Regions from separate parts of the Mus musculus genome. Here all the other regions are linked to region 4. A link is a loop called in an ENCODE intact Hi-C map of the cell type or tissue named here. Cell type or tissue: left cerebral cortex. All regions are shown on one strand.

Region 1 (5,000 bases), 280 kb before region 4:
ATTTGTTTCATGGCCACTTGAGTAGCCTGTGCTGTGAAATGCCTGTTGAACTTTTTGTCCATTAAAAGAAAGTTAAGTTGTCTCACTTTTAGTTTCTGGATTGTGAAAAACTACTTTTAAATAAAGGGTAGGAACCCTTTTCAGATACATAGAGTAGTCTACTTCTCCACATCTGTGACTTACACTCTATATGTGTGCTGTCTTTGTGTGTGTGTGTGTGTGTACGCGTATGCATGCGTGCATGCACGTGCACATATGTGTGCCCATGTAGGCATATGTGTGCACATGTGTACTCATGGATGTGTAGGCTGAGGTTAACCTCCCGGTCATTCCCCAGGTGCCACCATGTTGTTTGTGAGGCAGAGTCTCTCTTTGCCCTGGGGCTTGCTGATTAGCTTAGGCTCTCTGGAGGTCGTCCTCCTGTCTCTGCCTCAAAGTACTGGGGTTACAAATGTGAATGACAAGAGCAGGCTTGTCTTATAGACTCTCTGGAGATGGAGCTCGGTTCCCCATGGTTGCAAAGGAGGTGCTGTGCCAACCAAGCCCCCTCGCTGGCCCTATTTATGCTCTTTTTGGATCAGCTGAATTTTTTACTTTGTTGAAGCCAAATTTATCAATCTACTTCATTGCTGTGGGGAATTTTTTTTTTTTTTTTTTTTTGGTCTTTAATGTAGTATTTATCTTATGTAAGACCATGAGGGAATTTCTCTATGCTGACTTCCAGAAGTTTTGTCATCTTACATTTATATCTGTCCCTCAAGCAGTGTTTTTGTGTATGGTGTGACGGGGGTCTGGGGTCATTGCTTTCTCCCATGCTCCCATGAGCCTCCATTGTTCCCTAGTAGCTTTACTATGAATCAACGTCTGACTTCTGATCCCCTCGTCTATTTCCCTATCCTTGCACAAATGCCACACTTTATAGTAACTATGTCCGTAAATTCAGGCTTGACGTTCCATCATGTTAGTCCTCCAACTTTGTTCTTAAAGATTATCTGTAGGCATAATGTTTTTGCACACTGTGTAAAGATTGCCCTGTGCCATTCTAATGCAGATTTCTCTGCCCTCATATCTTGTTTCAATCTGGACACAGCATTGCGGTGCTTATACCAAGAATTTCTTGTCTCAGGTTGGTTTAAATAACTCTTAGCATTTATCTTCCACCTTTTCAATAGCTGATCACCCAGTGGCTGTGTAGAATAGAGAATAGAGTGGGGCATCCGCCAACCAGAGGAAAGGGAAAGGGAAAGGGAGAGAGGGAGATTCAGATCAGCCAGAAGATGGAGGATTTGGAGCCATGAGGAAGGGGTCCAGAGAGAGAGGGGGGGGAGGGGGAGGGGGAGGGGGAGGGGGAGGGGGAGAGAGAGAGAGAGATCATGGAAACACATCTGAAGCCCAAAGAGCCAGATTAATAACATGCAAGTATCATGGGATGGAACTGGGAGACAGATTATCAAGCAGGCTAAAGGTAGATCATTTAGCTGCTCGCTATTAAGGTGCAGTTTAAAACAAATATTGCTTTATCTGTGTCTTATTAGGGATTAACCTAAAGTCAAGAAATACAGCGGCCAATTAATTTGCTGTTTATATTTATGTTACAAATAATTCATTTACAATTATCTTCATTATTGTGGCCTGTTTCATTTCCATTTAATGTTAGAATAAGCTTGCCAAATTTTAAATAAAGACTTTAAGCTATTAATTGGTATAACAAAGAAACCTTAAACTATAACTTAGGGAAAATGGACATTTTCCAACATTGTTCTTCCCAGCAATGTAGGCTATTCCTCCATCTCTGTGGGTGGTCTCTAACCTTGCATGCATAAACTCTGTGATTTTTCTTTGTGGAGGTCTTGCTCATTTTCCAGCAGCCACTTTCCTCCTTGGGTCCTTTCTCTTTACTAGCAATCAAAATGTTGCTTTTTTGCTGGCATCCTTAGCAGCCCATTAACAGAGAAACTATTTTGAAACTTGAAGACAGGAAGTGTCCTTCACCTTGAGGAGGAGGTGTGAGCTCCTTTCTGTTGTTTGAGGTGTTGCTGAATGTCTTGTCCAGATGGAACCTTGGATGTCCTTACAAGGAGCAGATGTGTGTGGGCAGAGTGTAGCTTACTATATCGAGAAGTGCACTGAGTGTCTCGAGGTATCACATACAGTTAGCTGAATGAAGAAACCAGTGCGTGCTTTAAGTATCTGATCCATGTTCATTGATACTGAGCAAATGACCGTTCCTAAACAAATGGATCATGTCTTTTACATCCTTCCTACATCTTTGATTTCCTAGTCAGTAGAGCTGACTTAAATAAAGAAAATCCCTTCAGGAGGCAATGAGTCCTACTCAAATGACTGGAAAATATACTCTTTAAGGGGTAAAATATTCTGGAGTTGCCTCTAGTTGCTATCTTTTATTTCCCATCATGCTTTAGGAATAAAGTTTTTCCTCACTGACTTTAGTCTCTCAGCTCCAATTCCCATCCCACACTGGCTCCTAGCCTTGAAGGCCTATTAAACCTGCACTCAATATCAAGGCGTATAGCCCTTCTACTTACCAGAGCCAGTGGAAAAAATGCCCCCCTTTTTTTCATTTGTGGCTGTTAAACTGTCCTCTGAAGGTCCCCTGCCTACCTTGGCATCTCTCCTCTCCTGGTATTTCTGTTCCACAAGTTTTCTTCTGGCTGTTTTTAGGGCTCTCCTCATGCCCTTTATGCAGATGTCCACTTCACATTTCCTGTTTCATGTGGCTTTCTTGATTGTCAGCATTCTGTGGATTTTGGTGTCTGGTCTGGAACTATCTAAGCATCCAAGTGAGTCCGTCCCTTCATTTCAGGGCCCTGAAGACTCAAAAGGGAACACACACATCATAAGGAAACTCCAGTGAGCTGTTTATGTTTGGCGATTGGCACCTTTTCCACCGGGCCTGTGTATTCCTCGCCTGTCTGCGTCTGTGACAAATACCAGAGAGAAGTAACTTCAAGGTACTGATGATTTAGCTCGCTCAGGATGTTAGAGGTTTCAGGTCCTCGTGATGGAGAGAGCATTGCAGCAGTTTGCCAATTGGAGTGAGTCAGGAGAGAGGGCAGGGAGTGGGGAGTGTGGGCATGGGCTTTTCTGCCCTTTGTCCTTTACATCGTCTGCTGCCCACACGTAGGGCAGGTCTTCCTAAGCCTACTTTAATCCTTAAAGTGTGCTTCCATAATCTAATCCCTTCTAATCCAATCAGGCTGACCATCAGGATTAGCCATGGGTTTTCTTTGTCCACTTGCTAACCATGTCCATGGTCAGCATACTGCTTTAGGCTTTCCCTCAGTATCCTTAACATCTCTGTAGCCTGCCTCCTCTTCTGTGTATCAGTCACCTTTTCTCTCTTCCCACATAACCCTGTACCTGGCTTGCTTGAACTACTTCCTAACTGGCCCGTCTGTCTTCAATATTTGGACCCTCTAGGCCAGGATCAGTAGGGTTTCTACAGTGGGCTGCTCCTCTGTCTAGCTCACCAATAGGCCAGTTCTTCCTTTAGCACAAAGACCTTTGCTATGGCTTTATAAACTCGTGATGACACAGTATCACCTCCTGGTGTTTCCAGGCTCATCTCTGGACATGGCTTCCTTCCCATTCCTGTCCCTTGCTTTACTCTGCCTCTTCCTTCCCATTCCTGTCCCTTGCTTTACTCTGCCCCCCCCCCCCGCTCCTTGTTTTGCTTTTCCCAGAGTAGGCTGAGCCTTATTTCTCACTCTCCTCATGTCATTTGTCAAGTCTCAGCTTAGATAGGACATGTTGTAGGGGAAACATGTTCTCATCCACTACCTCCATTACTATGTACCATACTGTAATGTGTTATATACATCGGCCTCACTGTCAACTCAGCGAAGGCAAGGGACATATTTGTATCATCCTATGGTGTTTTTATAAGTAGGGACCGTGGCAGGCTCTGTGGATGCAAAGATGAAGGACTTTTGTCTCAGCCCACAAAGCTCTCACAATGTGAAAAATGAAACGAACAGCAGCAGGTGTTATCATGCCATTTGATGAGTTCTGTATGACAGGTGTTTTCAAGAAGTGGTAAGAGGAGCACCTTCGGGGTCAAGTGAGTTCTCCTGAAGTGTGTTCTGGCATCCCTAGAGAAACGGCGCGTAGAGGATAATCCTGAGAGTGACGATCACCTCCAGAAATAGCCCTGGCAGCCCTTCAGTCAGTTTGCCAGCTCATCTCCAGAGAATGTTCATTGGCTCTTCAGATGCAGAGAACTGCATGGGAATTAAGTTTTAACAAACAGTAGCTCAGCATGTAGATAAATAACACGTGGTTAATGGAAAAAAATAGCACAAAGGTGCATTTTCAGGGTACTTAGTTGAGATTTGAAAGAGTAAATATTTTGTCCTGTGTGCTTCGGGACTCTCTGACAAAGTCCTGTGTGTAGTGTCCAAATATGGTGACTTTGTCTGAAAGTACAATTGTAAAGCACAATTTGCCTTGTATGATTTCAGTCTGATATCTTTTAAATATGATGGATTCCATAAAAAAATCCTGTGAAATGAGACCTTTATTACTGCTTCCCTCTGAGCACCCTTTGTGGCAGACAGCTGTTCTAGCAATTCCTATGTATTCTACCCAATTAGCAGGATGGTGGACACAACCTTCTATAGATAGCAATTAGGTGATATTGTAGCAGTCAGAGAGGGCTTGTCCAGATCAAGGAATTCCACTTTATTACATGGCTGTCTATGGTAGTAGACCATGAATGAGCATCAGAGTGTTTGGCAGAGTCTCTAGAATTCATGTCAAATTGGCCACTCATGCATCTGAGGAGAAAGGGTATAATTTCTTTTTTTAACCCCTGTTTTCATTTTTGAAGAAGAAATGATTGGCAGCCACCACGTTCTGAGCTACGTTCGTTATATTTATTGGTTCCGTCACTGTTGTTTTTGAGGGAGTAGATAGTAGCCTCTGCCCCACTCTGAGTTATCTTTGTGCTGTGTGTTGAAATGGTTCCCGGGCTGATGTCA
Region 2 (5,000 bases), 830 kb before region 4:
AGCCACTAGGCCTGACTTGATCATCCTCACAACCCAGCTCAGTGATATACTTCCTCCAACAAGGCCATACCCACTCTAACAAGGCCACACCCACTCTAACAAGGCCACACCCACTCTAAATACTGCCACTCCCTATGAGCCTACGGGGACTACTTTTATTCAAAGCTCCCTTGCTCTGCTCTCAGCTTTTCAAAGATGGGAGCAGACAATGTCCAGGTAGATGCTCTGCCTAACCTTGCATGCTTCTACCGGAGGCTGAGGGCAGTGAAGGTGTGTCTGTTACCGTGCTAAGTACACTCCAGCAGCTAAAGGAAGCTCCTTCCACCACCACCCACCATAGTTTTCAAATACATAATAATGCTTTGGGTCTATGGCTGTACATGAACTATGCTCAGCTCTCCAAGACTTAGTCCCATCACTCTTTACTTAATAGTAGTGTTTATAGAGGTAATTATCCCTAAACAAAACAATAAATACACTAGAGATTTCAGTGTAAGCCCTCGGAGTCCCTATACAAATACAAGGAAGCTTCAGGTCTTTGCCAACCACGGTTGGTACAGTCTTGACCCACAGGAGGCAGAAACAGGAATTGCACAAGGTCAAAGGCTGCCTGAACTGTACAGTGAGAGCCAGCATCACAGAAAACCAAACGACGTAAAACCCTCCAGGGAGGGATTTCAACTGTGTGTCGCCCACTTGAGGTGACTTTTTAAACAAATGACAGACATTTGCAGATGAAGAGGAGAACTTAAACAGGGAAACTTTTCATGAGACTTGTCGTTATTCCCTTTTGCTATAGAAAGTTCAAGACAAGAGGCTCGGCAATATGTCACCCAGGCTTCCACGGCATGTTCCAGATGCAAGGTTGCCTTATTGGGCTCAGCTTTGCACATAGGACTTCTCCTAAGATTTTCACTTTGTCCTTTTTGTAGTCTACAGTTTCTGACACTAGCATGACCTTTCTCTCTTCCTTTCTTAACACCTGCTTAAGTCACACTGGCTGTCACTGTGTCCCCCTCCCTGCCTATATGTCTGCCTCATTTCCTGGCATTCCCTCACACCCCGTGTGACCTTTGCTTTCATCACATTGTCATGTCCTTAGTGTCTAAAATTATTGAAAAAACCTCATTTACCCATGTACACTCTCTACTCTACCATTCTATAAATAGCATATGATTTGATAGTCTTGTCTTAGGATAATAAAAACAGTAATAATATGTCCAGCACAAAACAACTTCTGTAACTTGGAATACAGCCCTTGGTAAGGATGATCAAAACCCTATCTTCCATTTGAGTGCTGCAAAAAAACCAAAAGCCCTGCACTTCACGCCAAGTGCTTATGCTAGTGTTATAGTTAAGTAGTTCTCAACCTATAGGCAGTGAACCCCTTTGAAGGTCGAATGACCATTTCATAAGGGTCGCTTAAGACCATTAGAAAACAGATATTTGCATTATGATTCACAAGAGTCATAAAATTACAATTATGAAGTAGCAACACAAATAGTTCTATGGTTGGGAGGGTCACCACAACATGAGGACGTGTGTTAAAGTGTCACAGCCTTAGGAAGGTTGAGAACCACTGGTCTAGGATAGCCTTCATCTCCAACGGTTTGGTTTAACCACAGTGGCAAAGTCCCTTCTTCAGTGGTACTTTGCCCCAGAAACGACAGCGGATAAAATCCGGAGAAGCCTCGCTTGTCAGCAACCTGTCTTCCAATCCTTAATCAATGGGAAACGTCTGGTAGAGAAGATATTGCTTTAAAAGGACAGCAGTCTAGATAGCTAGAGACACCTGGGTTTGTTTCTTCAAAGGTTTGGGGAGCTCACTGTGAAACACGGACTGCATCCTTCCATTCCTGCCATGGCTATATGAGTCCACTGGGTGACGCCCTGCTCCCTCCTTCAGCTCCTTCAGCCTGAAGGCAAACCATCTAAAGACCAGGCACTCTCTGGATGGTTGGGCTGTCTCTGGTGAGGGCACGGACCTTGTCATTTCTCACGGAATAGTAAGAGGATTTCTTTTATAAGACAATGAAATGATACTATCCCTCACTTTGATTCTCTAAGTACTGTTAAAGTAATACTATAACAAACAGGATTCATCACCTCAAGGATATCAATTTCAGGCAGGCGACTGTAAATATTTACATCACCAGCAGATGGCACTGTCCTATTAACAATAGACTAACAGCCCTAGACCACAGCGTTCTGCATCAATCCTGCAAGGTTGGTGATGCTAGATACTGCACTGCTCAGCTCTTGCGTGGGGTCAGCCTTGAAATCTTTGATCAAACAGCCGAAATGTTTGCTCCGTGCTTTTGGTGAACGCGCATGGTAAATGAAGAAAAGAGAAATGTCCAACCTTCTCTTTAAATTTCATTTTGCCCTTCCCTACTTGCTTAAAATCACATTTCTGAGAGAAAATGTTGTACTGAAAGGAAGAGAAACAAAATACGGCTAAAACTCCTTTCTTTTTCCTTTTCTTTTTTTAAATTGAAATAGATTCTTATCTCATACAATAGATCCCAACAAAACAGTTTCCCCTCCCTTCACCCATCAAGGACCTACTCCCTTTCTTGATCCCTTCAGAAAAGACCAGGCCTCTAAGAGACAATGACCAAATATAACAAAACAAACTACCTCAGACAAGGCAAAAGGCCTCACAGTGAGGCTGAACAAAGCAACCCAATAGGAAGGTCCCAAAAGTAAGCAAAAACGTCAAGAGATACACCTGCTCCCACAGTTAGGGGTCTCATAAAAACAAGCTAACAGCTCCATCGCATACACAGAGGATCTGGTGCAGAGCCACACAGGCCCCAAGCTTGCCACTTCAGTCTCTCTGAGCCCTGCTTAGCTGATTCTGTGGACCACATTCTCCTGGTGTCCTGAATTCAGACCCTCTGACTCTTACAATCTTGCCTCTACTTCTTCCACTGGCTTCCCTGAGCTCTGAGGGGTGGGACATGATGGAGACCCCCAATTTAGATTCTCTCTCCACATACTGTGTCTGCATCCACTCCCACCCGCTGCCAGTGGATGCCTCTCTCATGATGCCTAGAAACGGCATAGACCTATGAGCACAGCAGAATCTTAAAAGGAAACATTTCTTGAGTTTTGTTTCTTTTCGTTTTATTGTTTATTTTTATTTCGTTTGGTTTTGGTTTTGGTTTTGGCAAGTCAAGTTGGGTTCTACCCTAGGTCTCTGGACTATCCAGTCTCCAATTCCTGACCAGTGTCCTTCACGGGGACCCTCTAGTGGAGTGGGCCTCAAACTAAATCAGACGTTAGATGGCCACTCCCAGGAGTTCTGGGCCACCCTTGCTCCAGCACATTTTGCAGGCAGGACAGATTATAGGTCAAAGGTTTTCCGGTTGGGTTGGTGTCCATATTTCTCTTTCAGTAACCTGAAGAGTACCCTCCCACAACAAAGAGACTAGAAAGTCAGGGAGAAGGTTCCATGGAGGAACCAGCTCGACCGCTCCGTGTTCACTGAGCTGTGTGAATGTTCAGTGCTGCTGTTGTGCTCAGCACTGGGGCCCTGCTGTCAGTTTGCAGAGAGCAGCCCTCTGTTTGTGCATCAGCCTCAGTTGTTTGGGAGTCTCCCTGGGACCCCCTCAGCCAACAACTAAGCCAAATGCAACCTGGTCCTGCCATAGTTTTTTATTTTGTTGGGTTTGTTTGTCTGTCTGTTTGTCTTTCAATGTGCTTTTATTTGGTTGCAGTTTGCTGGGGGTTTTGTTGTTGTTGCTGTTTGTTTTGGTTTGGTTTAGTTTTTCTTTTCTTTTCTTTTTTTTTTTTTTGGTGCTGTTTTATTTTGTTTGCTTGGTTGGGGGATTGTTTATTGTATTTTAGTTGAGAAAGAATTGAAAGTTGGGTGGATAGAGGGGGATGATATGGAAAAACTTGGGCGAGGGGAAGAATATAATCCAAAGACATATTTAAATTTAAATTTTGTTTTAAATAATAAAATATATAATAAATTTAAAATGTTTTTGATGATGTTGGAAATTGAGACCAGGGGCTTGGTAGAGGCTAGGTAAGCACTCACTACCACCTCCAATTAAATGATCTCCATTTAGTATTGATTTAGAAATAAGGTTCTCTTAAGTTATTCAGAATGGTTTCAAATCCACCATATAGGCCAGGCTGTCCTCAGAATTGCAGTCCCATTTCTTCAGTCTCCCAAGTAGCTGGAATTACATGTCCTTGCCACCAAAGTACCTTTGGCTTTGATTGTTCTATTCTAGCTCTATATGAGACTTTTTTGGGAAAAATAGATGAACAAATTAGCACTATGCTTGTGTGTGTGTTTGTGTGTTTGTGTGTGTGTGTGTGTGTGTGTGTTTAGTCTTTGCTTCTAGTTCCTGGTAATCATTTCTAAACTAATTATAAAATCATTGCACACTGTCCTGGATAACAGTAGTCTGGGAGCACCTTTTGTTATAACATTTGGCATTAGTCTTCATTTCCTGGCACAAGAGCTTCAAAGACTCTGGGATCTCTGCAGTGGGGATTGGAGTCTCTTCTCCTATGGTAATGAGCTGACTGGAGGCTCAATGCCTCTAGGTAGCTTCAGGCCATAGAATGGTTGGTTGCCAGATGACCCAACCATGGCATCAGAGGTTTGGCATCTTCGGCTCTGTCCATACCCTCAATTTCTGAGAAGGGAAAGGGGCTGGAGATTAATTCAGGGGTCAATGCCTAGTTAATTCATCATGCCTATATAATGGAACCTACATAAAAATTCTCCAAAGAAGGGGTGTAGGTACTTGTAGGCTCTCTAGCACATGCAGGTTCTACAAGAGTGGCGTACTGAGAAACGGCAAAGAAAAGCCATGTACTTACATAAAGCCATGCTTCACCTTACAGAATTCTGCCTCAGGCTCTTCATCTGTCTCCTTTACAAAACAATGAAAAATGTAAGTAGACTGTTTCCTGAATTCTGAGAACTCACAGCAAATTAATGAACACAAGGAAGGGGTCATAGAACCCTCATTTAT
Region 3 (5,000 bases), 750 kb before region 4:
TCTCCACTCCCTTACCCACCCACTCCCACTTCTTGGCCCTGGCGTTCCCCTGTACTGAGGCATATAGTTTGTAAGACCAAGGGGCCTCTCTTTCCAATTATGGCCGACTAGGCCATCTTCTGATACTTATGCAGCTAGAGACACGAACTCCGGGGGTACTGGTTAGTTCATATTGTTGTTCCACCTATAGGGTTGCAGACCCCTTTAGCTCCTTGGGTGCTTTCTCTAGCTCCTCCATTGGGGGCCCTGTGATCCATCCAATAGCTGACTGTGAGCATCCACTTCTGTGTTTGCTAGGCCCCGGTATAGCCTCACAAGAGACAGCTATATCAGGGTCCTTTCAGCAAAATCTTGCTAGTATATGCAATGGTGTCAGTGTTTAGAGGCTGATTATGGGATGGATCTCTGGGTATGGCAGTCTCTAGATGGTCCATCCTTTTGTCTCAGCTCCAAACTTTGTCTCTGTAACTCCTTCCATGGGTGTTTTGTTCCCAATTCTAAGAAGGGGCAAAAGTGTCCACACTTTGGTCTTCATTCTTCTTGAGTTTCATGTGTTTTGCAAATTGTATCTTGTATATTGGGTATCCTAAGTTTCTGGCCTAATTTCTTATTCAGGGACGCAAGAACCCGGAATCCCAGCAGGTTCTTGCCTTACCCTGATACCTGCTTACGAGCACCAAGGATGCTGCTAAGCATTCTACAATGTACAGAACAGCCCCAATGGAAAGGAATCCCATTCAATGTCAGTCCTACAGAAGCCGAGGAGGAGTAGCTCTAGAGCCTAGACAGTGAGCTTCTGGGATTGCTATATCAAATCTGTAGAACTTGAAAGTTTAGAAATAAAAGGTACTGCCCATAGACTATCTGCATCAGCTTGGGGAGAAAGGCTGTATCTGGACTTTTGAGCACGAGCTCTGGTCAAGTAGATGAGGGGACTCTTGGCTCTTGTAACCCTAAGGCATCATCTTATAAACAAGCCTGTGCATCTCTTATCAAAAATGCTTTATAGGATCGATCGTACTTACCCTCCTTTTAAACTGAGCTCTGCGTTTGCCAAGGCAGCATTCTGATTGTGATCTTGCTTCTTATGTAACTTAGCAACCATAAGAAATGCTGAGTGTCTACCCCACCCTCCACCCACCCAACTCTCTGGAAAAGTCTTTTAACTGCATTTCTAGCCAAGTACCTTGCAGTCTTCCTTCTGGTCTCTTGAATAAGAGTCCTACCTAACACTAAATAAAGTTCTGAGCCACCAGGTTTAGCAGTGCTTCATCAACGCGGGTGAATCGGAGCTGGGGAGCAACTCCAGAGATGTCCATTTTTCTGAAATCCACAGACATTGCGTAATGAGTACTGTTTGAATCCCAGTTTACCCCAAGTACCAAAATGCAAAGCGCCCCCAAAGAACATACTGAAGCCAAATGAACAAGATAACATTTAAACTGCAACTGCAACTGCAACTCCTTGAGTACATTGTATTCATTTAACGAAGATTATTTTCAGAGTTCAGGCATCTATTTAAAGTTCAGAACCTATGATTAATATCTAAATTGCTGATGAGCTGGGGTTTTTTTTTCTTTTTTTGATCCCAACTATTGCCAAGCAATGGCACATCATTAAATGCTGCAGCAGCAAGATTTGCTTCTAAAGAACTGAGCTTATAGAACAGGAGAGGAGGCAGGAAGGAGGAGAGAGTGGGGGAGCTCGAGCAGCTGAATGGTGAGGAGGCCTTTCTTCTTACACTACAGAATGAAAGGCATCACAGCTCTTCCCACACCTGAGATGTTTGTCACTAAAACCACTTCCTTCTCTGAAGTGGGTGGAGACAGTCATTTCGCAGCTCTGAAATTCACATCCTATTCTTCTTCCAGACCTCCTCCTCCGAGCTGCTCTTGGTTCACCCTCCCCATAAACACCCACTCTGCTGCAGGAATTGCAGTTTGCAAGCTGAGAGTCTCTCACGGCAGACAGAGGACAAGCTAAGCAGGGAAAGCAGGATGGGATTTAAGACTCTGAAATTCAATGTCTGTTTTCCCAGGTTTCTGACTTCCCCTAGTATGGAAGCCAAACAAAGCATCATCGGGCATCTTGATAAAGGCAATTGATCTCACCAATTTGCCTTTAAACCAAATATGTTGATGAAATGGCCACCTAACTTCATTTTGATGTGAAGCTCACCTGAAATTCATCTCACAGCCCTTCCAGTTACAGAAGCACCACGTGATGTAAGTTTCTCCTGGGTTCTGAAAACTGGGAGGCTGGCATTGAGCTCTGTGGTTTGTTGGGCTTTGCTATGACAAATGTTTTAGTCGTGCTAGCCCCAAATTAAAGGATGATGCCGAAAATCCTTGCTCATTTGGAAAAATGTTGGAACAAGAATTTGAAGACGATGACTCCCTGAATTCTCCAGGAAATGACATCATCCAGCTCAAACAAACAGCACTTTTCAGAGAGCACTAGTCAGAAGCACAAGCTGTTCTACGTGCCTGGAACTCACCAGGCTGGAGTTCTGGGAAGGGATCTACTGTAAGTTATAGCACGGAGGGCGGCTAAGGAATTTGAGGATGAAGGTCTTCTTGAACGGTTACCTAACTCGTTTCCTCAGTCTCACGCCTTTCTATTGACAACTTATCCCTGTCTGACACCTTTCCATTGTATTTTCAAATATTTTTACCAAGTAAAATCTGTTTTCCATAGTTGATAAAAGAAACTGCCAATTTTTAAGGTTTTGCTACTTAGGACTACAGATATCTACGAAGATGAGTACATAAAACCTTAGGTTTAGGCAGAACATATTTATCTATGCAAGACGAAAGATCCAGGGAAGATACAATGAATGAGAACCAATTTGGACCCAGCTATCTTGGAGTCTTCCTCTGGTTTCTTTAACAGGAGTTCTCCATAACACTAAATAATGGTCCTGGGGCATCATTTCATTTCTGATTGCTGGAGATTGGTTTCTGATTCATCAGTGGATGTAAATATAAATGTAGTTCCAACAATTCACAGAAAAATTAGCCTTTGGAACATAATGTTAGAAAAAAATAGAGTCATTTTCTTAGTGGCATTAAAGGAAGCATGACTATTCGGCCACCATGGTGGTGGTGGGGGAGGGGGGCAGCACAAAGTGGCAAAGGGAGAATTTATTAAGAGGAAGAAATTTAAAATTTAAAACCGCAAGAAAAAGGTGTGCATGGTGGCACATTTCTTCAGTCCTAGAACGTGAAGCAGAGGTAGGAGGATCTTTGTGGGTTCAAGTCCTGCCTGATTTATATAACAATTTCCAGACCAGCCAGAAAGAAGGAAAAAATCTAATTAATAACTCTAATTAATATGCAAAGGGAATAATTAAGGAGTAGAACTGACAATAAGCAGAGTGAATTAGTTCTCTGGGGTATCCGCTTTTGCATCTCAGGTTACAGTGTCAGGTGACAACGTCAGGTAGTGCTGAGAGAGAGAGAGTATTGAGAGTGACTCAGATTCCCTGAGCTAACATGAGACCGAAAGGAGAATGGGGAATGAATCATAAAGCTGTAGCTGTTCCAGAAAAAAAAGTAACAACCAGGAATAAATCAAAACTTAAAGTTTTAATAAAACAAGAGATAACAATCAAGAAAAGTCAAGTCCGCATAAAACAATATAATACAAGAAAAAACAAATATAATAGTTAATAAAATAATAAAGAAGGCTTTTCTTGAAGAACACATATCCAGGGCATATATATACATATATATATATATATATATATATATATATATATATATATATATATATATACATATAAAATGGTGCTCCTAACATCTAAAGCAAATGGAAATTAAATATAAATACACAAGAATAAGTACAATAGTAGGCAGATATTAGACACAAGACAGACTAGGTTTATGGGGTTTTATTCCAAGTCATCAGAATAATGAGATGGAATCTTTACCTAAGTTTATAACTGTTAATAATAAATATGAAATCTAAAGCAGTCAAAACAATGTGAGTGCAAAAATTAGCATCAAAAGCTACAATGTTGGACAATTGGGGAGAAATTAATAAAACTAAACAATAACTTTCTGCCATGGCATTTAAATAGAATACTATGGACTTATACACATTATCCATTGACTTAGACACATTAGTATAGTGTCCAAATCAGTATGGATTTGCACATCCTAGCATTTTCTAAGTGTGGGTTTTAAGGTTTCCAGAATGACTCCCACCAGGCACCTCTAGCTTTAAACTTTTCAGTCTCAGAATGGTGGAATCTCCCAACATGGTCCACAGTCCCTGACAGCAAGAAATGCAATAGCAACATCACATACTGTTCTCCTCAGGTCAATCCACTGAGAAGAGTCAAAGAAATGTTTGTCCCCCTTGGCCTTTGATTCAACAGGAACGTGAGGAAGTCTGCTGCCTGTCATAAATGAATGTCCATACAGCTGTTAAGCAGTCCACACCAGTGCCGCAAGAGTAGGTCTGTGGTTAAAAAGTATGCAGTTGGCAAATGGATAAGAATAGGTCCACCGCAATCCTATCCCTTTGCTATGCAGCTTGGAAGCTGTCTTGTCATTGTGGCTGATGTGACTTTCAAGTCATCAGCAATGACTGCTCTAAGGATGACTGGGACCATAAAATTGGGCTTATAATTGTTTTTTAAATTGATATAAGAACTGTATACGTATTCATTTGCTTTATGGCCTGTTAGGGAAGTAAAAAATAAACCTGGTGATTTTGTTCAATTAAATTTAAACTGTTGGGAAAGTTAGAGTGGTGATTTTTTGTATTTTAAAATTTCTTGTCATCTCTGTGTTAATAAAGTATATTCTCAATGCATTTAAAGAAATTATCCTTAATAAAAAATTTTGGTTGCAATGAGGTGTTCATAGAAACAACATGTAGCTTCAACTGACCTTTAAAATATTTAGTAATCTAAAACATGTTTTAAATTAGTAAATATTAGATCAAATAAATATTTGTTTAATTTCATAGTCTTTGTGTTCTACTTGGTTATT
Region 4 (5,000 bases):
TTGCCAAAAGCCAGGGAAATCAATTGCCGATGTCTCCTCTCCTCAAGCCTACTGGAGGTCAGCGGCTGTGGAGCACCCTGGCAGTGCCAGCTTTGGCTTCACCGGAGCTTTCAAAACACAGAAGCATCACTACTTTTAAAAAAAATGAAAAAAAAAATTAGTCTTAGCTTTTGTTTTTACCTACACTCAAGGGGTGGTGCCTAAAACATTTTAAAGTCAAGCTGTCTCCATGGAAACGTGTGTCTGTGCCCCCCCCCCCCCCCACCACCACCACAATGCCTTGTATTTTGTGGGCAATAATCATCAGCATTGAGTTCAAAGTCCTATTATTACCACAGGGCGCTTGTGATGTCAGAAATAGCTTGGACCATTTTTCCACCACGCTATTAGTTATAATGAAATTTACATGATTTTTTTTTTCTGAGAAGGATGTCAAGAATGAAAGTACTTAGTTTTAGATCTTTTCATTTTTTTTATTGACTGTGCTGTTTAAAATATTCTTACCAAAAGTTATGAATTCTGGAACACATAATACAGAGGAAAAATGAAATCAAATAATTTAACAGCTGCTTTGAATTTATATAATGAATCTTCCTTCCCTCCCTTCCATCAGTGTCAAATGGTCTTTCTTATTTTAAAAAAAAAGTCAATTTCTTCCCCCACAGACTGATCACTCACTGCTACGGAGAGAGAGAGAGAGAGAGAGAGAGAGAGAGAGAGAGAGAGAGAGAGAGAGAGAGAGAGAGAGAGAGAGAGAGAGAGAGAGAGAAAGAGAGAGAGAGAGAGAGAAAGCCAAGTCCACAGTGACTAAATCAGACATTTTAACCAAGTGCGCAAACTTTATGTCACCTGTAGAGTCTGCTGGCCTTTGTCTGCCTCTAGATGAGTAAGCAGCAAACAAAAAGACCGCTCTGTTACCCTGAAGAAGAGCGCACTAACTAGAAGGCAGCAGTGGTGATAGGGGCAAGACAGGTATGAAAAACTGTCCGTGGAGGGGGGTGTGGCTGGGTGGGAGAGCTCTCAAGAAAGGTGGCCGAAACGGTCTAGGTCGGAGCATAGCCCTAGGGTGGAGCTAGCTTCACAGGAGGGAATTCTCCCCAGGGTTATCTGAGCCAACTGGCTGAACGGGAACACCAATGCGCCTTGCCTTTAAAGCAAATCAATAGTTACAGAGTGGGAGTGTCGATGCGGAGAGGCAGCACTCTATGCATAAATACCGAAGTGCTTCCGGGTAAAGGACCCGGAGAACGTATGGCGTAACTTTAAAACAAAAAAACTGAAGAAAGGGCTATGATGTAGCTCAATTGCCTGGTGCTTGCCTAGCATTTTATGAAGCCTGGAGACTGATTCCCCAGCATCGACAAACCCAGCAAAAGTAGCAATCACCTATAATGCCTGCACACTAGACAGGCAGGAGGGTCAGAAATTGAAGGCCACTCTCAGCTGTATAGTAAGTCTGAAGCCAGCCTGGGCTACAAATAGGGAAGGAGGGTCCTTAGAAAAACAAGCCATCTTGCCTACATCTGGGTCGCTGGCTGTTTTCTTCATATTTCAAGTGTACAAGTCGGGAAGTGCAAAGATATCTTGACATGACTTTTCATCGCTGATTGGACCCAGTAATCTGGGATACTCCAGCAGCTTAGATGTGACAGTTTCTCCCCAATTTCTCTTTAGCAGGGCACATGGCTCTACAGGCTGTCTATGTTCTATGCCTTCCTAACTATCTCATGCACGAAGTACGATTCTTTTTTGGTCCCTTCAAGCAAGCTTTTGAGGTGGGCCTCCGTGTTCGACACTACAGCAGAGCCTACTGGAAGACACTGAACACACACAGTTTTGCTATGTACATATCTATAGCTCCTCACCGACATGTGGACGTGGCTTTTGAATTCTGCACATTTGGTGTCTATGACATCCATTGTGATCTTGAGGTGGCAGCACTAATCCCTAACTACAGCAATCGACCCACAGCGATTTTTCCACAGGAAACTATGCCTGTGTGCAAAAGCTCTTTTGTCAGTGACTGGAAAGAGAATTTTAAAGGTGGTAAATGGAAAGGAAACCATTCAGCCCTGCTTAGGAACTAGGAAATGCTACTTAGCCATCTGTTAAAACCAGAAAGGGAAAACACGTACACTGCCTTATTTTCTGGTTACCTCTCTGCTTCCTGAGCAGTTCTTGTCTCTCGGATGAAATAACGGCCACATGTTTCTGGCTCTATGCTTTTACCTTTATTATTATTATTATTATTATTATTATTATTATTATTATTATTATTATTATTTTCTCCCTAAATTCAAGCTAAATTTACTCTTAAAGGTTTATCATGAGCCAGAATAATCTGATGGTACTCTACAAAGATAAGATCTCAGGTTGTTTCGAGCACAAATAATTCCCCCCAAATGATATGAAGTCAGTACATATAATGATGTCTGCCTGCAGGAGAGCACGGGAGCCAGGAATGAATTATGACCAACTGCAGAAAGGAACACACTAGTCAAGGCACTAAAACTTAATGAGAAGAGAGTCTTTAAAGTAGCTAAAACCGAAGAGAAGGTGCACAGACCATTATTGTAAATTTAAAATCCTGCGTACTCTTCGCTCATAAAACTTCTGAAATGCTGTTAAAAACACACGCGCGCACAAAACCACGCAATTATAAATCCTCTGAAGCATGTAACTGTGATTAGCTGCTCCCCCGGGCAATTTAAAAATACTACCGCCACAATCACATTCCAGCCTGTAATGTAATTCAAAACAAACAAGTCGGAGACAGCGCTCAAATGGCAGAGTCAACAAACACAGCCGCTTTGCATCAAGGACTTGAACGCGCTGAAGAAACTGAGGCTGCGCTGGCACTGGCCTTGTGGTGGAACAGCGAGGCCCCCTTCTGGGCAGAGAGGCACACTGCGCCCAGGACGGCGCGGAAAAGCCGCACCTTGCTCCAGTGACCCTTATCAGAGATTTTGTTGAGAGGTCAAATTTTTAGATACTCAATTTAAGCTTCATCATCCGCATTTGAAAAGAGTAATAGCTTTGTTATTTCGGATTCAATGGATCATTTTATGCAATCTTGTAACCATCATTCCTGCATTCTTATTCCGACCAGCAACTGGTTCTAACTGGGGCGTTGGCAGGGGAGGGGGTGAGGGGGAGGGCTGGTGGTCCCTACATAGCCCAGGCCTTGAGTTCATGATTCGTTTGCCTCGACTTCCCCAGTAGTGGGGCTGCAGTGTGCACCATTATGTCCAGCAGTAAGTGTCATCCTCCAGCAAATTATATAACGGACTATTTTCATTTCTCGCTCTGAAGAATATAAGGTCTTTGTTCTGAGAGTAAGGGAAGAAATGGACGTTAAAGGAGTAGTTGCTCCATGGTAAGGAACTACTCCACTTTCAATTTTCTCCTTGAGAACTTTTATGTGTGTGTGTGTCTGTAGTAGAATTGTGTGCACATGTAAGTGTTGGTACCCACAGAAACCAGAAGAGGGTACTGGTTCCCCTGGAACTGGAATTAGAGATTGTAAATTGCCCAGAGGTGATACTGGCAACCAAACTTGTATCCTCTGGAAAAGCAGTATTTATTTTTAACTCCTGAGCCATCTGTCCAGCACTCACTATTTAAAGTCTATTCCTCTTGAAAGAGGGCAATGAATAAAACTTTATTGTAGCAATATGCTATGATATTTCTAAAAACGACTCAAACACTTGCTTTATAAGCATCTGTTTTATCTAGATACTCTTTAAAATTGTTCTAGGGCTGGGGAGCTATCTCAGTCAGTCAAGTGCAGGAGGACCTGAGTTCAAGCTCCAAAATTCACATTTCAAAGAGAAGAGGGAGGGAGGGAGGGAGGGAGGGAGGGAGGGAGGGAGCATGGTGGTGCATGCCTGTAATTCCTGTACTAGAGGCCACAGGTGGAGCCCGGGCATTCCTGGACAGCCTACCTAGCTGAATGGTAAATTTCAAGAAATCTTCTCTTTCAAAAAAAAAAAGGCAGGAAGGAAGGAGTGGTGGCCCTGCATCTAAGGAACAGCACCTGAGAGTCGCCTCTGCCTCACACCCACATGAACCCTGGACATGCCTGGTCATTCATATACAAAGTCAATACAAGTCAGGACAAGCCCGAGGAGGTGCCTGTGCTGTGGAGTCCGGTGCAGGACCTGGTCTGAATGCACTCAGTAAAATGTCAAAGCTTTCTCTCTTTCTTCTACTTCCTGTTTTGATCTTGATCAATCTTCCAGAGATTTGTCCCTTTTTGTTTGGCATGTGTAGGTGTGTCACGGTGTCACGTGTGATGTGCCTGCATCTGGGTTGACGTATGAACACGTGACGCCTAAGGATGACACCAGGTTCCTCCTAGATCTCTCTTCACATGAATTATCGAGGCAATATCTCTCATTTGACCCCAGAGCTTGCTTTGGGATCTCGGAAGCCCATCTCTGTTTTCCAAGCACTGGAATCACAGGCAGGCCACCAAACCACCCACCTGGCACTGATGGGGACCCAATCCTCATGGTTGCATGGCAAGCATTTCACCACTTGGCCCTCTTCACAGCCACAAAAAGCTTCATTAAGCCAGAGCTAACTGAGGCTGTGGGTGAAGGGCGGCGCTGCTTGCGGATCTCTGGGACCTCAACCTTAATCCCGCCCCTTCCTGGAAATAGTCTTTCAGCTTGGTGGAAGAGCTCACGGTTGTTTACATTGCCAGACATTTTTAAAAGGGCTAATTTGTTCCTTTAACAGAGCAAATGACGAGCGACACCATTTTTACACACAGTAATAACATATAAACGTGACCAGCGACGTCAGCGGCTCTCGGTCAGGAATTCTGTCCAGGTCTCCAAACTGTACTAGACGTTGATCATTACAGAATCAGGATTTCTGACAATCCTTTTTCCGAACTTTTGATTTTGGCGCTGAAAGGAAAAAAAAAAAGTCAGCTAAGTGAAAAGCAAGGGATAGGAAGCTTCCGTCACAGCGAGTCGTGTTTCGGTGAGACA
Region 5 (5,000 bases), 300 kb before region 4:
TGTCTTTCACCCCCTTGCTCAAAGTGTGAGTGAGGACCGGCATGCTTAGTGCTGCACTAGAACTTAACTATACAGATTTTCTCTTGGTAGCCCAGTAATTTTTTCCCTTGCTGTGACAAAATACCTCCAACAAAGGACTTGGAAGGACTAACAGTTTAATTTGACTCCCAGTTTGTGGGGATACAGAACATCATGAAGGGGGAGAAATGTCAGTAGGCACATGAAGCAGAGAGCAAAACTTCAAGGCTTACCACTATGCACACATTTCCTCTAAGGAGGCCCCATCTCTTAAAGTTTCCTTTAACATCCTTCCAAAACATGACCAACTGGTGGGGACCCAGTGTGCAAACATGTGAGCCAATGGGACATCCAAGCCTCAACACCTTTGCAGCCAGAATTAGCATCTTAAGAAGATCATCAGATGATGTGTGTCTATATTCTAATTTGATAAATGATGCTGCGGACTGTAATTTAATGTGGAATGCCTGCAGATAGTAATTCTGAGATAGTAATTCTGCATACTTCCAAACTGTGCTTAAGGTGCCTTAAACAATGACATAGTTAAAACATGTAAAACGTTACAGTTTGAAAACAGAAGCGAAAAGATAGGTACCATACATCAAGTGGTAGGCTACTTATTCCCTCTGAAGAACATATTGAGATAATCTTCAGGGCAGCCAAGACACACAAAACAATTACATTGTCTTACTGTTCCTAGAGATGGAATAGTCAATGTGTAACATCGTGCCAGGGAGCAGTCTCCTTTCTTGGGTACTTACTTGTCAAGTCTGATACTTATATCATCATATTTAGCACACTAGTAGCATGATAGACAACCTCTTTTTAATATTATAATTAAACATTCTTTTGTTTGTTTGCTTTGTTTTTGAGACAAAGTCTCACGGTGTAGCCTGGCTGCCTTTGAGCTCAAGAAGTCTGCCCCCCTGCCCCTCCCACCCCCACCCCCACTCCCATCCCCCAACCCCTTTCTTCTCAGTACTGGAATTAAAAGCACGTGTCACTATGTCTGGCTAATTAAACATTCTTTGGCTGGATGCTTCATAATTTTATGAGGGACCAGGGCAAGGTCTTATATTTTATATGAGTGAAGGGACTGAGTCCGATTATTTTGTTGTTATCATCGTCTCTTTTATTATCTGTCACGAAAAGAATTTAAGAAAAACCATAAGAAGGGACAGAGTAATAAACGCTCCAATATGGAAGATCTTGCGTGGTCTGTTCAAACAACAGGAGATGATTGATCCAGTGTTCTTGGATATGTATGTATGTATATATGGAAAGGAAAGGAACTCCTTAAGCGCACTGCGTTTCACATTTTTGTTAGTCGTATGTTCGCGTACATACTTATCAGGTGCCTACTTGACCGCAGCCCATGGTATCATCTAAAAGGAAATGAAATGTCTTGGCATTCTGTGTTTGTTTCGTAACCATGGTGTGTTCCTTAGCCAGCCAAAGCCACAGGTGCCATGTGGAGGCCACTGGTGCATCACTACTTGCGGAACAAAGTTAGGTGTTTCTTTGTCTTTAATTCTCTTGGATATTAAACAGAGCATGTAACTGCATGGTTTTCTGCAGGGCACTCAAATGTGTGTAAAAATCCAGGAGAGGAATCCTTTGCCTTGCCTTGCATTGACCTCTTCTCTCCTCCCCTTCCCTCCCCTCCCCTCCCCTCTCCTCTCTCTCTGCCTCTGTCTTTCTGTCTGTGAGTGTCTCTCGCTGCCTTGGTCTGTCTCCCTGTCTGTTTCACCCCCCACCCCACCCCCACCCCAGGCTTTGTTTGGGTCAGGTGTAGAACAGAAGCGTACTTTGGTCACGGGAGTCACAGGAGGGGAACTGGTGACTTATTTCTTCACCCATTCCCTCTCCTAGCTGAGAATGATGTTGAGCTCATGGAAAGTCATGTGACCAAAGGCTGAGGTCACAGCTTTCCCCACCCACCCCTGCCATTCCTCCCGCGCCTGGTATAACATTCAGTAAAACTGGTAACTGCTTTTGAGGCTTTTCATCTGTTTTTCTGTGTTGCCCTGAGATATCACATGCTTCTGTGGAGGCGTGAACAGTAGTACAATTTTCCACATTGAATCAGATGTTCTTGTGCTCCAACCAAGCTCGGAAAAATCTGGCTGCCTGGAGTTCTGTAACAGCAAGCCTTTCTCTGTGCGGCCTGTGGGAGACGGTTACAGGGCTCATTTCTCTCCTGCAGTGTAGTGAATCCCAGGGTAGCGAGACGGCTCTGTTTGAAAGTGACACACCCTGTGACAAGCTCCATTGTGGAGCAGAACAAATTCTGTGGGGGTGAGTGGGGTAGGGGTGGGCGGGGGGTGGAGCATGCCAGCCCTTTTCTCTCTGTTATATCACAGACACTTTTACATCATAGAAAATGTTAACTTCAAAGGCAATATGTAGGCATTATAAAATCTTATACATTTGTGACCATAAATTATTATTTTTTGATGTTTTTAAAAAAGTTGAAAGGGAAATATTTGTGAAATACAGGGAACCATAGGGAAGAAGGGGTCCTTCCCATCTTCGTTTTCCCTAATTTCTTTACATCTTACTGTTCCAAGATGTTGCATATTTTGGACGTTTGTGTACTGATAGGAATATACAAAATGTTAGACTCCAGATCCATGTGTGCCTGCATGCATAGACAGGTACCATATATTTGTACCAGATTTACAAAAGGAGCATTTTACTTATAACTTATTTTCAAATTCCAAATATTACTCAGATACCAGTGTTAGTAGTACTTTAACTTTGATTCTGTCAGTCATACACATATTATTACAAACATCAGATCAGTATCTGTGCATATTTTCTTTAAATTTATTTTTAATTTCCACACATTTAATACTTTTTGGTGTGATTTTTCTGGGTTTAGACATATGCATAGCACTTGGTAATTATTATCATGACTATCTAAAACATAACTTGGCATTTTTGCCTCTCCACAGTCAAGCACTCCCTTGACCTGTCAACCACAGATGTGTTTTACAAATGGCCTTGTTGTTCTTTTTCTGCAGTCTTACCTTTTCCTAGAAACAGAATAGAAAGGCTGCTGTATGCTTTTGAATCTATTTTTTAAAATTCATTTACCATAATGGATTTCAAATTCATGAATGCTGCCTTGTATCAATGATGCATTCACTGTTGCTTAAATGTACCACAATTTGTCCATTTTGTTTAATCTATTTTTATTCTCTCTCTCTCTCTCTCTCTCTCTCTCTCTGTGTGTGTGTGTGTGTGGTTTGTGCATATACTATTACACACATGCAGTGGTTAGTGGGACAATTCTGTGGTATTCTCTTGCTCTGCCTGTATGTGGGTGGGTCTCAGGGATTGAATTCAGGCCACCATGCTTCCATTCTCAGGTGTCCTTTTTTTCTTTTCTTTTCTTTTCTTTTCTTTTCTTTTCTTTTCTTTCTTTCTTTTTTTTTTTTAACACATGGGATTTTTGTTTGAGCTTTTCACATTTGTAGTGATAGTGAAAAGTACTGCCGTCAACATTTGTGTTCCAATTTTTGTGAGAACATGAATTTTCCTTTATAGAAGGTGTGTACTTCAAGTGGTATCGTTTGGTCACCATCAACATCCATTTAACTGTGCAAGAAGGTCACCAGTGTGTTTTTGTGAATGGCTACACGTTGGTGCAGAGACTCTGGCAGGGTGGGAGCCCCAGCTATGTCCGTTTCAGTATATGGAGGTCTCTTCTTTTCGATCTGCTTATCAGCGATTGCAAGGAATATCGAGGAATCGTTCATGGCAGGCTTCACCGTTTTCCTCATCTTGCATCCAAGAGACTGGGCCTGAAGCGTTTCAGGTGTGGACCTGTCCATCCTCACAGGAATCCCTAATGTAACCTTTTCTACCACTTCATCCCTGACCGCTGGCAATCTTAATTGGCTCCCTTTTGCCATGATACTTAAAAATCATTTTAACAATGTTATTTTAGTAGAACCATGCATATTTGGCTGTTTGGAATTGACTTATTTAATTCAGGATAAGTCTCTGGATGTTCATACAAATTGTTAATATTTTATGCTAATGGATGTGCCAAGCTTATTTAACCATGCACACATTAAAGGGCATCAAGATTGTTTCTACCCTGGGCTATTATAAGCAGGGATGCAATGGATATTCATGATCAGGCATCTTTTCTGTGACCGTGCACTTTCATTTCTTTCTCGTGAATATGCAGGAGATAATTTCTGGATGGTGCAGCAGTTGGAATTGTTGGGATTTGGTTGGTTTGTTAGTTTTATTCTTTTCACTCAGTTTCAGATATTTGGGGAGAGCAGGCTCTTGTAATGTAGGCAACCCTGGCTGTCCTGGAACTCACTCTATAGGCCAGGTTCACCTGGAACTCACAGCGATCCACCTGCCTCTGCCTCCCCAGTGCTGGGGAGAATATCAACCATTGTTTTCTTCAGATATTCTTTCTGTAGCTCTTCATTCATCTCTCTCTCTGTGACTCTGGCTTTTTGGTTACTGCGTCACAGTCAGTCACAGTTGGATGGGTTGCCTTTCCCCCCTTTTCCTTTTGGGGACATAATTTCTCTTGATCCAGCTTTAAAGGTACTGACTCCTTTATTGCTCACATTCTTCTACCACACACATCCACAGAGTTGTTAAAAATTGGATATTGTCTCATTTAGGGTTTCTATTGCTGTGCTAAAGCACCATGAACAACTCAAGAAGGAAATTTAAAAAAAATTTTTAGAAAAAATTTTACAACTCTCAGGTCATGGTCAGTCACTGAGAGAGGTCAGGGAAGGAACATAAGGTAGGAGCCTAGAGGCAAGAATTGAAGCAGAAGCCATGGAGGGATGGTGCTTACTGGCTTGCTCCTTGTGGCTTGCTTAGCCTTGTCTCTTATACTGTCCAAGATCCAGGGGTTGTGCTGCCCACAGTGAGCTGGACCCACCCACATACATCATTAATCAAGAAAATGCCCTACAGACCTGTCTTCATTGATTCTG
Region 6 (5,000 bases), 760 kb before region 4:
AAACCATACTCTCATCAGTCCACAGAGATAAGGTCAAGAAACTTCTGCAAACTTTGGTGCAGTTCTACAGTTAGATGTGCTTTGAACGAATCTTTGGGACAAAGGGGAAATCACAAGGGGGAATACTTTCTCACATAGACACATATGACTTTCTCACAATGTGACTATCACTGCCCTGAAATTCATTTTAAATGCTACCACTGCAAACATTTTAATAATTTAAAAAAGCTGTCATGTTTGGCAGCCACAAGCGTACCATGTTGACAAAGAGAGGACTGGAGTGTCTCTAATCAACTATTTGGATCACAGAGTAATTATGCAGAGATAATCCCCAGGAAATGGATGAACCTGAAGGGCAAATCCTGCCACCAAGGATGGAGGGAGAACCCCAAGGAAGCCTCCCATGCACTGAGCTGCTTCCTGGGGCTTGGAAGAAGGCAGCTGCTTCCTCTGGGGAATTCCAAAAGCTCTCATTCCCTAAAAAAAAGAGAGAGAGAGAGAAAGACATAAAGTCTGAGAGCTGCCATTTGTCTGGCAAGTCTCTCTTGCTACTTAGCCAATTTAGATATCCCTTTAGAATCCTTGGGAGCCTTGATAATACTGTGCATTGAGTATCTTTCCTCTTCCCTTTGGTAATGCACTCGGCTCTGAGCTAGGATGAAAATTCAGTAAAATTTGCTCTCCAGGTTCCCAGCTTGGTCAACCCAGCAGTCTGCACGTTTAGTTTACACATAGGGACCCTCCTCAAGAACAAGGAATGTAACCTATGCCTAAAACTCTTTCTTATTTGAAGCGCTCAAGGTGTGGTTCTTATTAGGCTCTGAGAGAAAGGGTAGGGCTTGATTCAGAATGTGTCTGAAAAGGGCACTAAGAATGGCTGGTATTATGCAGTGTTGACTGCATTGGGTCACATATGAAGTCATTGTGAAGTTAATGACCAGGTTGGAATCCTGTCTAGGCTGGAATATTTGAGGATTTGTTTACTTGCTTTGGGGTTTTGTGGTTACTTTATTTGTTTTCTAGCTATACATACTTATACTGGGATATTATGGGATATATAATAGCATATGGGATATTATCATGAATCATCGCCAGACTCTGTGCTTCTTGCTAACAAAATGGGACTTAAAAAATCCTCATAAATACACATTTTCTAATATTTCTTTTCTCACAAGCCCAGACTGCTCCAATTTTTTTTTTTTTTGTGAAGTTGGCTTTCTCACTACAGCAAAAAGCACTCACTCCCCATTTCTTGCTTTCCTCCTTCCAGCTCATGGGCAACACATCCACCGAACCCTCTGTGTAGGCCAGTCATTCTCCAGTCTTTCACAGCAGGGTCACCTCAGACATATGTGTGCTCCTGAACAGACCAGTTAAAGGGAAGCCCCAGCTCCAGACTTCTGCTGGGTGATACGAACCGCAAGCATCCATCCTCAAGGTCCCCCGCAGCCATCCTAGCATATGTGAAGTCACCCTAAAGACAAAACAGAGATTATAAAGAAGAGAGAACCAAGAACCCAGAAATGAAGCTGAAGATAAAACAGTCGAGATCCCCAGTCACCTCTGTTTTGACTTGATATTATCTATTCCTTCCAATAATTAAAACACAAAAGGTAGTTGAATTTTCTTTTACAGGAAGAACTACGGATGCCCTCATTCCTTACAGAACTCAGTGAGACTGTCACGCAGGATCACATGTAGGGACTGGACAGAGCCACCTTCTGTTCTTTTCCTTAGATTGGGATGAGTAGTGGGGAAGGACAGAAAGTTGGCCAAAGGCAGAATGACGTTCCTTGTTTAAGTCTTTACACGTATTCTACTTCAGAACACACCTTTTCCCTGCCAGGATCTGCAATCAGAAGAGTTCTATCTTCTCTGACTAGCTGGAGTTTGGTTTTTGCTAATTTCAACCTAAAGAGCGCTGATGAAGGGAGACTACTGTCAAGACAGCTCTTCTGAAACGAAAACATGTCCGTGAAAATGTCTAACGCTAGTCTATTAGTATTGTTAGTCCAACCCAGTGGTTTACTCAGCTTTGTCTCACAGAACTGCTTCCAGATGGAGGCCAGGTGCACATATCTTTCCTCCTCCCTCTCTGTTTTATGAACTAGGCTTCTGGGTGAGATACTATTTGAGTAAAGGGGCCATTGCTAAGAGTACTTGAAAACAACTGGCTTATTCAGGAAATAACACCCAAGGCAGTCTTTCTTCCAAGAGCCCTAGATGGACTTTTTGCAGAGACCTGGGGAAAATATATCAGTGTAGTGCCGGCAGTGACCGCCAGAGGGAAATCGAGAGACAGTGGAGACCAAGGCAGGATACCAAAGGTAAATCTAGATTTACCAAAAGTATCTCGAGATTTTCCTTTGCAAGTTGTATTTCAAAGGGCTGACTGAAACTGCTTGCCCCCTCCTAATTTTTTCTTAATTCTGCTAATAAGAATTAGTACTAAAAGAAAAAAATTTTTAAAAAAATTAGTACTTACGACACAGTGTGAATGTCTGCATTCAAATACAGCGAGAACAGACTACAGACAATATTCCTGTGCCTCTGCTCCTGGTCTTTATGTTTCTTGGCATGTTTTATCCAACTGCCAATTTATGTATATCTGCTTATTTGTTTGTTCTACTAAAATCATCGCTGTGGAAAAGAAGGGAGCCAACATTTCTCTTGACCTGTATGCCGCTCTTTCAGATTTTTGGTCGCATCCCATGTGCTGACCCAAGGCTTTTCCTGATGGAACCCATCCTAGATCACTAAACACCCCATGTCTCTCTAATAATGAGGAACACATATCTGTCGCTCAGCTTTTCTGACCAAACATGCCAATACCAAGGCTTGCAGATTTCCTGTAACTCCAGACAACTTTTTTCCTGGATGCCCTTTCCCAGCTTGGAAACCAGAAGCCACCTGGCCTGGATTCTACTTAAGTGAATAAAGGCCTGTGGTTCGAAGGGCCATGATCCAGGCACCTGGCTGCCCCTGTGTCACAAGGCTTTTGAGCAGAGTAAACACTTGATCTAACTCCTGACTGGGGCACAATGCTGTCTCCTTTCCCCTTGGCTCCCCAAGCCCCCATTAGTCACTTCCTCACAGAGACCATTTGCTACAATCCTCCGTTGCCTCAGCCGCATCTATTCTTGCTGCTTAATAGTCCATCGGACGATCTGGTTGTCTTTTCAAAAGCTTTTTATGTTCCATCTTCCCAAAATCATTTCCACTTTGCCAAATGATACTATTTTGAATAACAGTAAGTACATGCTAGAAGTAAATTATTATTCTAAAACTGGCTTCATCAAAATAGGAGCAGATGAAAAAAATGTAAATGGGTCTAAGCTGAAGGGTCTGAGCCAGGGAGGAGAAGCAAGAATCAACTCAATTTCTAGACTGGATCTGTTTAAGACAACCACCTGCTTCAGAATTATCGGTACTGGTGAAACACACCAAGTTCTGGGCCTTGAGTCTCTATTTCTAAATCAAAATCTATAAGTGTAGAAATAGACATCTGAATTTGAGCATGCTCCTTAGCAGCAATATGTAATGAAATATGACACTCTGTTTTCTAGATAAGCCATGCCTGATAAACCTTCTGATACAGCCTTCCTGCCAACTAGAAACATTCCCTAACTATGGAGGCCAAAACTTTTGGCTCTGAGCACTTGCTAACTTAATACTTATCTTTCAAATGACTTGGACCAAATGCCTGGCAAGTGGTAACTTAAGGGAGAAAGGGCTATTTGGGTTCATGGCTTGAGGAGATACAGTCTATCCATGAAAGACACAGTGGTGATCTGGGGAATGCAAAGTATGGCTTCCTGTCAGTGGGACCTTGTCACATCTAGTTTCTCTGATCTCGGCAGTCCAAGAGGCAGAAATCTGAACGCTCAGCTGGCTTTCTCCTTTTCCATCTGTATTCAGTTCACAGCTCCAGACCATGGACTTGCAGTATGTAATTATTAAAAAAACAATCGACACTATCACCAGCTACTCACCGGAAACAGTGGTCTCCCCGCCCCCATGGCCATCCCCAAGTGGCAGTCCGCCCAGTTTCCTAAGGTTCACTTGCCCCTGAACCACTCATACCTTCCCAGGCCATCTCCCCGCTGCTAGCCCCTGAGGCTAGCCCTAAACCACTAGCCTCTTATAATTAAGGCTCCACAGGCTTGTAATTTATCAGTCACATTTATAGAACTTTAAATTCTCAGCCCTCAAAATGCCCACACAAAGAACTCAAAACTCAATTGATACTAATATAAGCTACCCCCTAGATTGGACAAATGTGTCTTGTATTATTCTATTGCTCTTCTATAATATCCATAGCTATCTGTGCCAATTTCAAGCCTCTTGGATCCCGTTCGTCTTCTTCCTCCCCCCATCCCCCTCCCTCTCTCCTCCCCCTCTCTTTCTTTCATTTTTTGTTTGTTTTTTTAATTGGGTATTTATTTCATTTACATTTCCAATGCTATCCCAAAAGTCCGCCACCCGCTCCCCCACCCACCCACTCCCACTTCTTGGCCCTGGCGTTCTCCTGTACTGAGGCAGATAAAGTTTGCACGACCAATGGGCCTCTCTTTCCACTGATGGCCGACTAGGCCATCTTCTGATACATATGCAGCTAGAGACACGAGCTCTGGGGGGGGGGGTGGGTATTGGGTAGTTCATATTGTTGTTCCACCTATAGGGTTGCAGATCCCTTTAGCTCCTTGGTTACTTTCTCTAGCTCCTCCACTGGGGCCCCCCAATGGAGGAGCTAGAGAAAGTTCCCCCTCTCTTTCTATGTCCCTCTTGGACACAGACTGTCTGCCTTCTCCTTGCCCAGAGATTGGCTTCTTGTCATCTTTATTATCCAATCAATTAATTAGGGGACAATTCCACTACATCCACTCACCTTCAAGGTGGGTTTATGTTCCCCCACTCCTTTCTGGAAACATCCCCACAAACCTACAAAGATGGGCATCACTAAAGTCTGGGCATTTCTCAGTCCTAGGATGCTGTTCTTG

The links. Peaks named below come from ENCODE experiments on the same cell type or tissue, not always from the same donor. Only the 100,000 strongest peaks of a DNase experiment are listed, where the experiment ranks them.
Region 1: it touches region 4 in a loop (2.9-fold over the local background); 2 of 42 quality-filtered maps call a loop at or near these places.
Region 2: it touches region 4 in a loop (8-fold over the local background); 21 of 42 quality-filtered maps call a loop at or near these places.
Region 3: it touches region 4 in a loop (4-fold over the local background); 24 of 42 quality-filtered maps call a loop at or near these places.
Region 5: a loop joins it to region 4, with 2.9 times the contacts of the local background. A loop is called at or near these places in 12 of 42 quality-filtered maps.
Region 6: a loop joins it to region 4, with 5 times the contacts of the local background. A loop is called at or near these places in 24 of 42 quality-filtered maps.

The regions. Positions count from the first base shown.
Region 1 is chr10:13,842,153-13,847,152 of GRCm38, reverse strand. The region is part of intron 1 of Aig1 (androgen-induced 1); the gene reads left to right. Among named protein-coding and RNA genes, the nearest start is that of Aig1, 24 kb to the left of the region's middle. In left cerebral cortex, no CTCF peak of the experiment used is centred here; DNase peaks (open chromatin) are centred at 2,070, 2,449 and 4,153; H3K27ac peaks cover 381 bases.
Region 2 is chr10:14,388,354-14,393,353 of GRCm38, reverse strand. No RefSeq gene overlaps it. Among named protein-coding and RNA genes, the nearest start is that of Gm40603, 68 kb to the right of the region's middle. In left cerebral cortex, a CTCF peak has its summit at 1,924; DNase peaks (open chromatin) are centred at 1,923, 2,135 and 2,707; H3K27ac peaks cover 425 bases.
Region 3 is chr10:14,311,607-14,316,606 of GRCm38, reverse strand. No RefSeq gene overlaps it. Among named protein-coding and RNA genes, the nearest start is that of Gm40603, 8.3 kb to the left of the region's middle. In left cerebral cortex, no CTCF peak of the experiment used is centred here; DNase peaks (open chromatin) are centred at 1,184, 1,834 and 2,342; H3K27ac peaks cover 2,787 bases.
Region 4 is chr10:13,562,731-13,567,730 of GRCm38, reverse strand. It overlaps Adat2 (adenosine deaminase, tRNA-specific 2), which reads right to left. Exons shown (of 6, transcript NM_025748.4): 6 at 4,355-4,916. The coding sequence ends at 4,873. Among named protein-coding and RNA genes, the nearest start is that of Pex3, 12 kb to the right of the region's middle. In left cerebral cortex, a CTCF peak has its summit at 2,898 (motif pointing left); DNase peaks (open chromatin) are centred at 1,943, 2,851 and 3,541; H3K4me3 peaks cover 520 bases.
Region 5 is chr10:13,858,435-13,863,434 of GRCm38, reverse strand. The region is part of intron 1 of Aig1 (androgen-induced 1); the gene reads left to right. Among named protein-coding and RNA genes, the nearest start is that of Aig1, 8.0 kb to the left of the region's middle. In left cerebral cortex, no CTCF peak of the experiment used is centred here; a DNase peak (open chromatin) is centred at 2,094; H3K4me3 peaks cover 488 bases; H3K27ac peaks cover 632 bases.
Region 6 is chr10:14,318,985-14,323,984 of GRCm38, reverse strand. It overlaps Gm40603 (a long non-coding RNA gene), which reads right to left and starts at 1,554. Exons shown (of 2, transcript XR_871462.1): 1 at 1,419-1,554; 2 at 1-477. In left cerebral cortex, a CTCF peak has its summit at 2,285 (motif pointing right); a DNase peak (open chromatin) is centred at 2,272; H3K27ac peaks cover 170 bases.